Linked DNA regions of Homo sapiens: region 2 is linked to region 1. A link is a loop called in an ENCODE intact Hi-C map of the cell type or tissue named here. Cell type or tissue: PC-9. All regions are shown on one strand.

The links. Hi-C counts contacts between places; a loop is a spot of excess contacts. Peaks named below come from ENCODE experiments on the same cell type or tissue, not always from the same donor. Only the 100,000 strongest peaks of a DNase experiment are listed, where the experiment ranks them.
Region 2: a loop joins it to region 1, with 4 times the contacts of the local background. A loop is called at or near these places in 1 of 110 quality-filtered maps.

Annotation. Positions count from the first base shown.
Region 1 is chr9:116,006,677-116,010,676 of GRCh38, reverse strand. The region is part of intron 2 of LOC105376236 (a long non-coding RNA gene); the gene reads right to left. Among named protein-coding and RNA genes, the nearest start is that of LINC00474, 83 kb to the right of the region's middle. In PC-9, no CTCF peak of the experiment used is centred here; DNase peaks (open chromatin) are centred at 2,196 and 2,556; H3K4me3 peaks cover 1,192 bases; H3K27ac peaks cover 2,710 bases.
Region 2 is chr9:115,613,922-115,617,921 of GRCh38, reverse strand. The region is part of intron 2 of LOC105376235 (a long non-coding RNA gene); the gene reads right to left. Among named protein-coding and RNA genes, the nearest start is that of LINC00474, 310 kb to the left of the region's middle. In PC-9, no CTCF peak of the experiment used is centred here; DNase peaks (open chromatin) are centred at 1,341, 1,851 and 3,050; H3K4me3 peaks cover 1,383 bases; H3K27ac peaks cover 3,729 bases.

The DNA of each region.
Region 1 (4,000 bases):
CATGCATCAAAAGACAGTATCAACAGTTAAAAGCAATCATAGAAAGAGAGAAAATATTTGCAAATCACACACCTGATAAGGGATTAGTGTCTAGAATATATAAAGAACCCCTACAATTCAACAACAACAAAAAAAGAAGCTGGTAAGCTGGTTTAAAAAAAACGGGCAAAACGTCAATGATAGACTGGACAAAAAAGTGTGTTACATATACACCATGCAACACTATGCAGCCATAAAAAGTAACAAGATCATGTACTTTGCAGGGACATGAATGGAGCTGGAAGCCATTATCCTCAGCAAACTAATGTAGGAATGGGAAACTAAATACCACATGTTCTCACTCAAAAGTGGGAACTGAACAAAGAGAACACATGGACACAAGGAGGGGAACAACACTGGGGCCTGTCGCTGGGGTGGAGAGGTGAGGGAAGGGAGAGCATCAGAATAAATAGCTAATGCATGTGGGGCTTAATACCTAAGTGATGAGTTGATAGGTGCAGCAAACCATCATGCCACACGTTTACCTATGTAAGAAACCTACACATCCTGCATATGTGTCCTAGAATGTAAAACAAAGTATAATTTAAAAAAAACTTTCCAAAAAAATGGGCAAAACACTTGAATAGACATTTCTCCAAAGAAGGTATACAAATGGCCAATAAGCACATGGAAAAGCCCTCAACATCTCTAATTCCTAGGGAAATGCAAGAAAAAAAATCACGATAAAACACCACTTCATGTCTATTCTGAAGGTTACTATTTTTTAAAAAAAGCAGAAAACAAGTGTTGGTGAGGAAGATGATATATTGGAACTCTCACACATTGTTGGTGAGAATGTGAAATAATAAAGCTGCTGTGAAAAGCAATATGGCAGTTTCTCAAAAATTTGAAAATAGAATCACCTCTTGATCCATCAATTCTACTCCTGGGTATATATCCAAAATAGCTAAAGCAGACACTGAAGCAGATGTCTGTACACCCATGTCCACAGCAGCATTATTCAAAAGAGCCAGAATGTGAAAGCAAACCAAATGTCCATCAGTGGATCAATGAATAAGCAAAATGTGGTATGTAAATGCAATGGAATATTACTCATCCATAAAAAGGAAAGAACTTTTGACGCATACTGCCACATGGATGAACCTTGAAGACATTATGCTAAGTGAAATAAGCCATACTCGAAAGAACAAATATTGCAGTATTTCATTTACATGAGGTACCTAGGAGTAGTGAAATTCATAGAGACAGAAAGAACAATGCTATTTGCTAGGGACTGGGAGTAGGGAGAATGGGGAGTTATACTTAATGGGTACAGAGTTTCAACTGGGGAAGATGAATCAAGTTCTGAAGATGGATGGTGGTGGTGGTTGTACAAATGTACTTACTGTTTGTAAATTGCACACTTAAAAATTGTTACAATAAAAATTTTATGTTACGTATATTTTACTACCTTAAAAACTCCACTCTGACATAGAAGAAAAAAATGTACAAACTACTTTAAAGCCAAAAATAGGACAAAGACATTATATATATATGAGTATAAGCCTATTTTCCTGAAGAAAAAAATGCTAATATACACCCAGAAAAAAAAGTCTAAGATCAATCCATTAATTGTGGTTATTTCTGGGTTGAAATTATGGGTGATAGACTTTCAGTTTATACCTTACACACTTTGTTACAACTTAAATGCCTTAAAATAAGTATAAATTGCTTCTTGTGTTAAGAAGCAATCAATAAACATATTTTCATTTTGACAAATAAATGCAAAGCCTGAAATGAAGTACAAAACTTTCTGTGTGGGCTGGCCAGAGCAGGTTGAAGATGGCTATCACTTGCCAAGTTTGGGATGCTGTGCTTCTAATTTAAGATGAATATATCATATGCCAGGCCCCCAACAAGGTGTTTTCTGGCTTCATGTTAATTCTGGAAAGGTAATTACTCCCACAACCTGGCAACCTACTCTCTGGGGATTTTTCTGGACAGAGCATGTTTTTCAATACAAAAGCAAAAATGATGGGGAGGTTGGAACTTCAGGAGACTAAGCTTAGAAGTAACCTTTTGTGGCTGGGCTATTTTAACCCTTCTCCATTCATCCCACACATTGCATACCACAAGTTTGTCTAACCAGGAAACCCGACCCAAGAAAATCAGGCCACAGGTGGAAAGTGAGAGGTGGCATTCGGCTGGGAGAAAGTATGTTATTGTTGGTGAATCACATCCGGTGAGAGCTTAAGGGGCAGCTAGGGCACTTCCTTGGTCTTGATTTTGTCACTGATGGGACATAAAGTTCACACTGAATCAAGGATGAGACTCTGCAGACCGTGTTGAGGACAACGTCTAGGTATGCAGAGAACAAAGTAGATTCTTTAATGATGCCATGGCTTTCAGTGAATGGGAAAAGGACTATGAAGAAGAGGTTCAGGTGTGAGTTTGTTTTAGAGAGAATATGGGGAGGAAGATAAAAAAGGTCCTTATTCATAAGTCAGACACACCTAGTACTAGTTTTAGGTCTGCCTTGATTAGATCTGGGGTTATGAGCAAATCATTTAATATCCTTGAATTCCATTTGCCTCTGTGAAATGAGGAAGTTGTACCTGGTGACTTTCAAAGTGTATCTTAGTGTAGAGGCTACAGCTTAATTGGGCTTCAACTCTCAGCTGTGCACTTACTAGCTGCGTGTCCTGCTTAGTCCTCCTGCATAGCAAGGTAGGCCAAGCCTGGGGCCTGGTTCACTGCAGGTGAGGTGCTTACACCAATGCTGTTCACACCACCATGAATGTAAGTGTGTCCTACCCACCATATTGCTTTCGTGGTGTCAGTAATAATTATGTGTGTTTAGGTATATAGACTACCCAAATTACGGCTAGTCATGTTCATGTGGACCTACCTGAGTGTGCACAAGGCTTTAGAGGTCATTCTTACTCCTCAGCTAATTGAGGCACAGAAAGGTTAATAAACTTGCCCAAAGTCACACAGCCACTAAATATAAGAGCTGGGATTTGAACTCAGATTGTGTTTTGTCAGATTCTTTGCTCCTGACTATTGTGCTACACTGCTGCTTTTGAATTAAAACGTCTCAAGAGCACCTCATTCATTTTCTTCTGTGTAACACAAATCAAAGGTAATTTAACACAAGAAAACATTTTTTAGCTGCCTTGACATTTGTGCTACTCCAGACCTTTCTGCAAAGTGTTCAAACCCCCACCACGTTCGAATTATCCTAGCTGGAAGTTTGCATTTAAGAAGCTCCTACTTGAGCTGCAGCATGCATTTGATGTGCATTTTTGAAAAATGTGGGAGTTTTCAAAATATTCTAAATTACCTACCTAAGGAAATAAGACAGAGAAAATGGAGCAGTCATGCTGATTAATATTTGAACATAAACAATTATAAGGAAAACCTACAGAGAATGTGAACTGATAGAATTCCTTGCCCCATACAATGTGTTTCTAAGCCATGGGGGTTTGCCTTCCTCCATATTTCCTGTGTACCCTTCTCATGGCTTTCCCGCTGCTTCAACCAAAAATCTAGATGAGCCCTCATTACAGCAACTCCATGATTGGTTTCTCCCTCACATACTAAACTAAAGCTGGTGGCTTAATTCCTTGTTTTTTCCACTTCTTTGCTCCAGAACCATCCATGATTCCTCTTTCCCTGCTGATATTTAAGTTTGGCACTCAAAGTTTCTGTGATCTATTTCTAAGCCACAGTCTCTATATGATGCCCCATCTATGTTTCTCCTTTACCTATTCTTTGTTTCAGCAAACCTTGCCCATCCCTTGTTCATTGAACATGTTCTCTATCCTTTATGCTTTTGCATATACTATTCTTTTTCCCTGGGATGTCCCTCTCTTCATTCTACATTCTTAATTTCCACTTTTTTTTCCAAATCCTACACCCAGTGTTATCTCTTAGATGGCCCTTACACACAGACTCTGTCATTGATTCTGTCTCATAATCTCTGAACCCCAGTCCACATGGCTGGTTTCTCTGTTACAGC
Region 2 (4,000 bases), 390 kb after region 1:
CCCAGGCTGGTCTTGAACTCCTGAGCTCAACCGATCCTCTTGCCTTGGCCTCCCAAAGTGCTGGGATTATGGGTGTGAGCCACTGTGCCTGGCTAGGCTTCCGGTTTTGAATGAATGAGACTTTTCAGTGACCCAACCAGTGCAGCTCTGTGGAAAAAAAAAAAATCCAACGAAATAAAAGAGGAAGCTACAATCATTGTTATGGAAGGACAGGGTGAAGGGACAGACCCTGTAAGAGAGGCAGAGAGGGCACTGAAAATGAATATTATCCACAGAAATGAGCGTTGACCACAAAAGTCCTTCTAGATTATATGTCAACATGGAAAATAAATGGAAAAGAAAGGGCCAGCTCCTGTCCAGTCCACAGAGCTTCTATAATGAACCACACTGATACTTGGTGCCCCTAAAGGCTCACATAGCCCATAAAATTTAACTATAGAAACTGGGATATCCACCCTTGTTTTGTTGATAACTCACTGTATAACCTTGGAGCATGTCACTTTCCTGCTCTGTCCTTTTATTTTCTCCTTTGTAAAAGGAAGAGATTGGGCTAAATTAGTAGTAAGATTTTCCTTATAACCTCAATGTTCTTTCTTGATATGTGTTATAGCCTCCAAATGCCCAGTATTTACTTCTGCAGGATCTGCACAACCAATCTTTAGATGTATTTCAACTAATCTTTAGATGTATTTCAACTAACACTAAGACAGGGAGTAATTTCTTCTTCAGAGCCTAATGGGCCTCTCAGTAGGATCAAATGCACAGCACTGCTATCCATCCTTGATGAGAGGTCTTATGTAGAGATCTAATTTTACTCCTGTTTACAATTTTACAGCAACACGCTTCATAGGCAGGTACTAGGAGCTTGAGCCAGCAACCGATAAATTTAAGCCAGTCCTTCTACCCCACCATGGCCTGAACACATGCATGGAGTCATCCTGCTGCCCCCTCTCTCCCTTTCTTCTTTCCTTCCTTCCTTCCTTCCTTCCTTCCTTCCTTCCTTCCTTCCTTCCTTCCTTCCTCCCTCCCTTCCTTCCTTCCTCCCTTCCTTCCTTCCTTCCTTGAAGGAGGAGAATATGAATGTAATGGAAATGAATGGCCATTCAGCATTGGTGCTGCAGAAATTGGTGAAATGAAAACATATTATTGGTTTCCTTGAAAATGCAGTCAAATTTCCAGGCTCCTCAAAAGCTTATTGAGATACTAACTACTTCTGAATCCAGAGTAAATGCAATTCATTTTACTGGCTTTGTAACCTTGGGTATCTGCAGAGTTGTTAGAACAGCTGACAGAGCAACAAACGGCCAAATTCACAGATCTGGATTCCAGTTCTACAGCTTTCTTACCGAGTAGCTTTAGGCAATATTATTTCACCCTTCAGCCTCAGTTTTATTCTTAAGGAAATGGGAAACGTCTTTACAACAATAATTTGATTAGATTCATTGCATCTGTACCAATAGCACTATTCTTGTACATGACCCTTGGCTCAGAGTAGCTCTTTAGAACTTAGGGTTTGCAAATATAATCAGAGGAAAGAAACTGGATAGAGAGTAGAAGAGATTACAAAAATGAAAACAAAAACAAATATGAAGATATGGAGCAACTGGTACTTGCCAAGAATTTGCTAGGTACTTTCATAGATATTTTATTTGCTTAAAAAAGGGAGCCTAATGACTGAGACATTGCTGTCTTATTTTCTGTACAGATAGATTCCCCTCACTCTCCCACCAAAAGAAAGCCTAAGTCATCTAGGTCAGATTCATATGTACTATTGTTTTTTGTCTCAGTAGCTAGGTGCGAGACTCTTCTGGAATTTGCCTGGGGGTAATAACCATAACCCCCAACACCACTATCACTCTAACATTTTGTGAGGTTGCTTACTTTCTTCTGCATACTCATAACATTCTGATGAGAAGGAGGTGACTCAGCCATAGACTAAGAGGTGAATAAGCATCACCAGCCTCATTCAATTATGGGGCCAGAGGGAAAGGCAGTGTCTGCAAAAGTCACAACAGATTTTTGAAACAGTTTCTCTTCCAGCCTCTGCAAAACCTGCTCATTCAATTCCTTTTCTGTTGATGACTTTGGCTTCTGAGACAGGGCCTTTCTCTGGCGGCCCAGAGCTCTGACAATCCCCCAAATGTCAGGGGCTTGGAGAGCTCTTTGGGGTAAGGTATCCAAAAGGACAAGGCTCCCAAGCCTCAGAATCTTTGCTGAGCTCTGGAGTTTCCAAAGCTCCAGTCTCTTTCGGAGACACTGAGTTGCAAATGTGAATTGTTGGAACTCCTAATCCACAGCCTCTTGGGTGTTCTAACAGCTTGGGCTCCTTTTCTGCCTTGTGATTAATTACAATCAGCAAGCCAGGTTTCATGGGACCCCACTTCTACAGCAGCCACAGTCAACTTAACTTAGACATTTGGAGCAAAAACCCAGCTCAGACTGAGTGTCCTTCACTAGTCTACTACAAAAGGAAGACTTATGGCAGGAAAAAGCATTCTCATCCCTTTCTCTCTTCAATTCAGGGTAGATGAGGAGACATGTGTTAAGGCAGAAAACGTGATGGACAGGACCATCTGGTCTAGGTCGTAGTTGCAATCCTAGCCTTGACCTCTACTATCTATGTAATGCTGGTCAGCTGACTTCTCTAAGCTCTTGTAATCCTCATGGGGTTAGCAGGAGGGGGCCATGCTCTATCACATAATGAACAGGAGGCAACATACATGATAAAGTATCCTTGGCTTCTTCTTTTCCAAGGCTGTATACAATATCACATAATGTAGGCAGTGGTTAGTTGATCACAGGGCTGCGTGTCTGACATTCCCACTGGGACTGGGTACTTTCCTCCACATGTATTTATTACTCATCTCTATGTCTTGCTTTAACTATTACCTCTGCCTGGAAGGTCCTTCATCCAAACACAGACCTTCAATTCTTTCACCTGAGGCACCAATGCCACTGGGAATCATTTCTCCTCTGTAATCCAAAAGCATCCTCTACCTATCCCAGTCATGACAGTCACCACTTACCATATCAGTTTATCATTATCTCTTTATCTCCCTGGCATAGAGGAAATGCTTAGTTAATGCTTGTTTACTTAAATAAATAACTCATGTCAGGAATAGATCACATTCTTCATAATCATAAAAATAGCAAACTTGAGTAGCCCTCCAGCACTTACAAAGAATATATATATATAGAATGGGGTTAATACTACAGCTTTGAGTTGCTATATAGCAATTCTTAAAGCTGTAGCATTAACCCCATTCAATAGATGCAGATACTGGGGTTCTCAGTTACAGAATGGGAACACAAACATAGATGTGTCTGGTTCTAAGTGTAGAGACCTTCCTCAAGGGCTGCCCAGGAGCAATACTCAAGTGCAAATGATTGTAGCAAATGGCCAGCATGGTGGTTGATGCCTGTAATTCCAGCAATTTGGGAGCCTGAGGTGTGTGAATTGCTTGAGCCCAGGAATTTGAAAGCAATCTGGCCAAACGAAATCCTGTCTCTATTTAAAAAAAAAAAAAAAAGTTATGGCCGGGTGCAGTGGTTCACGCCTGTAATCCCAGTGCTTTGGGAGGCCGAGGTGGGTGGATCACGAGGTCAGGAGATGGAGACCATTTTGGCTAACATGGTGAAACCCCATCTCTACTAAACATACAAAAAATTAGCCGGGCGTGGTGGCGGGCACCTGTAGTCCCAGCTACTCGGGAGGCTGAGGCAGGAGAATGGCGTGAACCCTGGAGGCAGAGCTTGCAGTGAGCTGAGATCACACCATTGCACTCCAGCCTGGGCTACAGAGCGAGACTCTGTCTCAAAAAAAAAAAAAAAAAAAAAAATTACAAAAATTAGTGGGGCATGGTGGCACACACCTGTAGTCCCAGATACTCAGGAGACTGACGGGGGAGGATGGCTTGAGCCTGGAAGGTTGATGCTACAGGGAGCAGTAATCGAGCCACTGCACACCACCTGGACAACAGAGTCAGACCCTGCCTCAAAG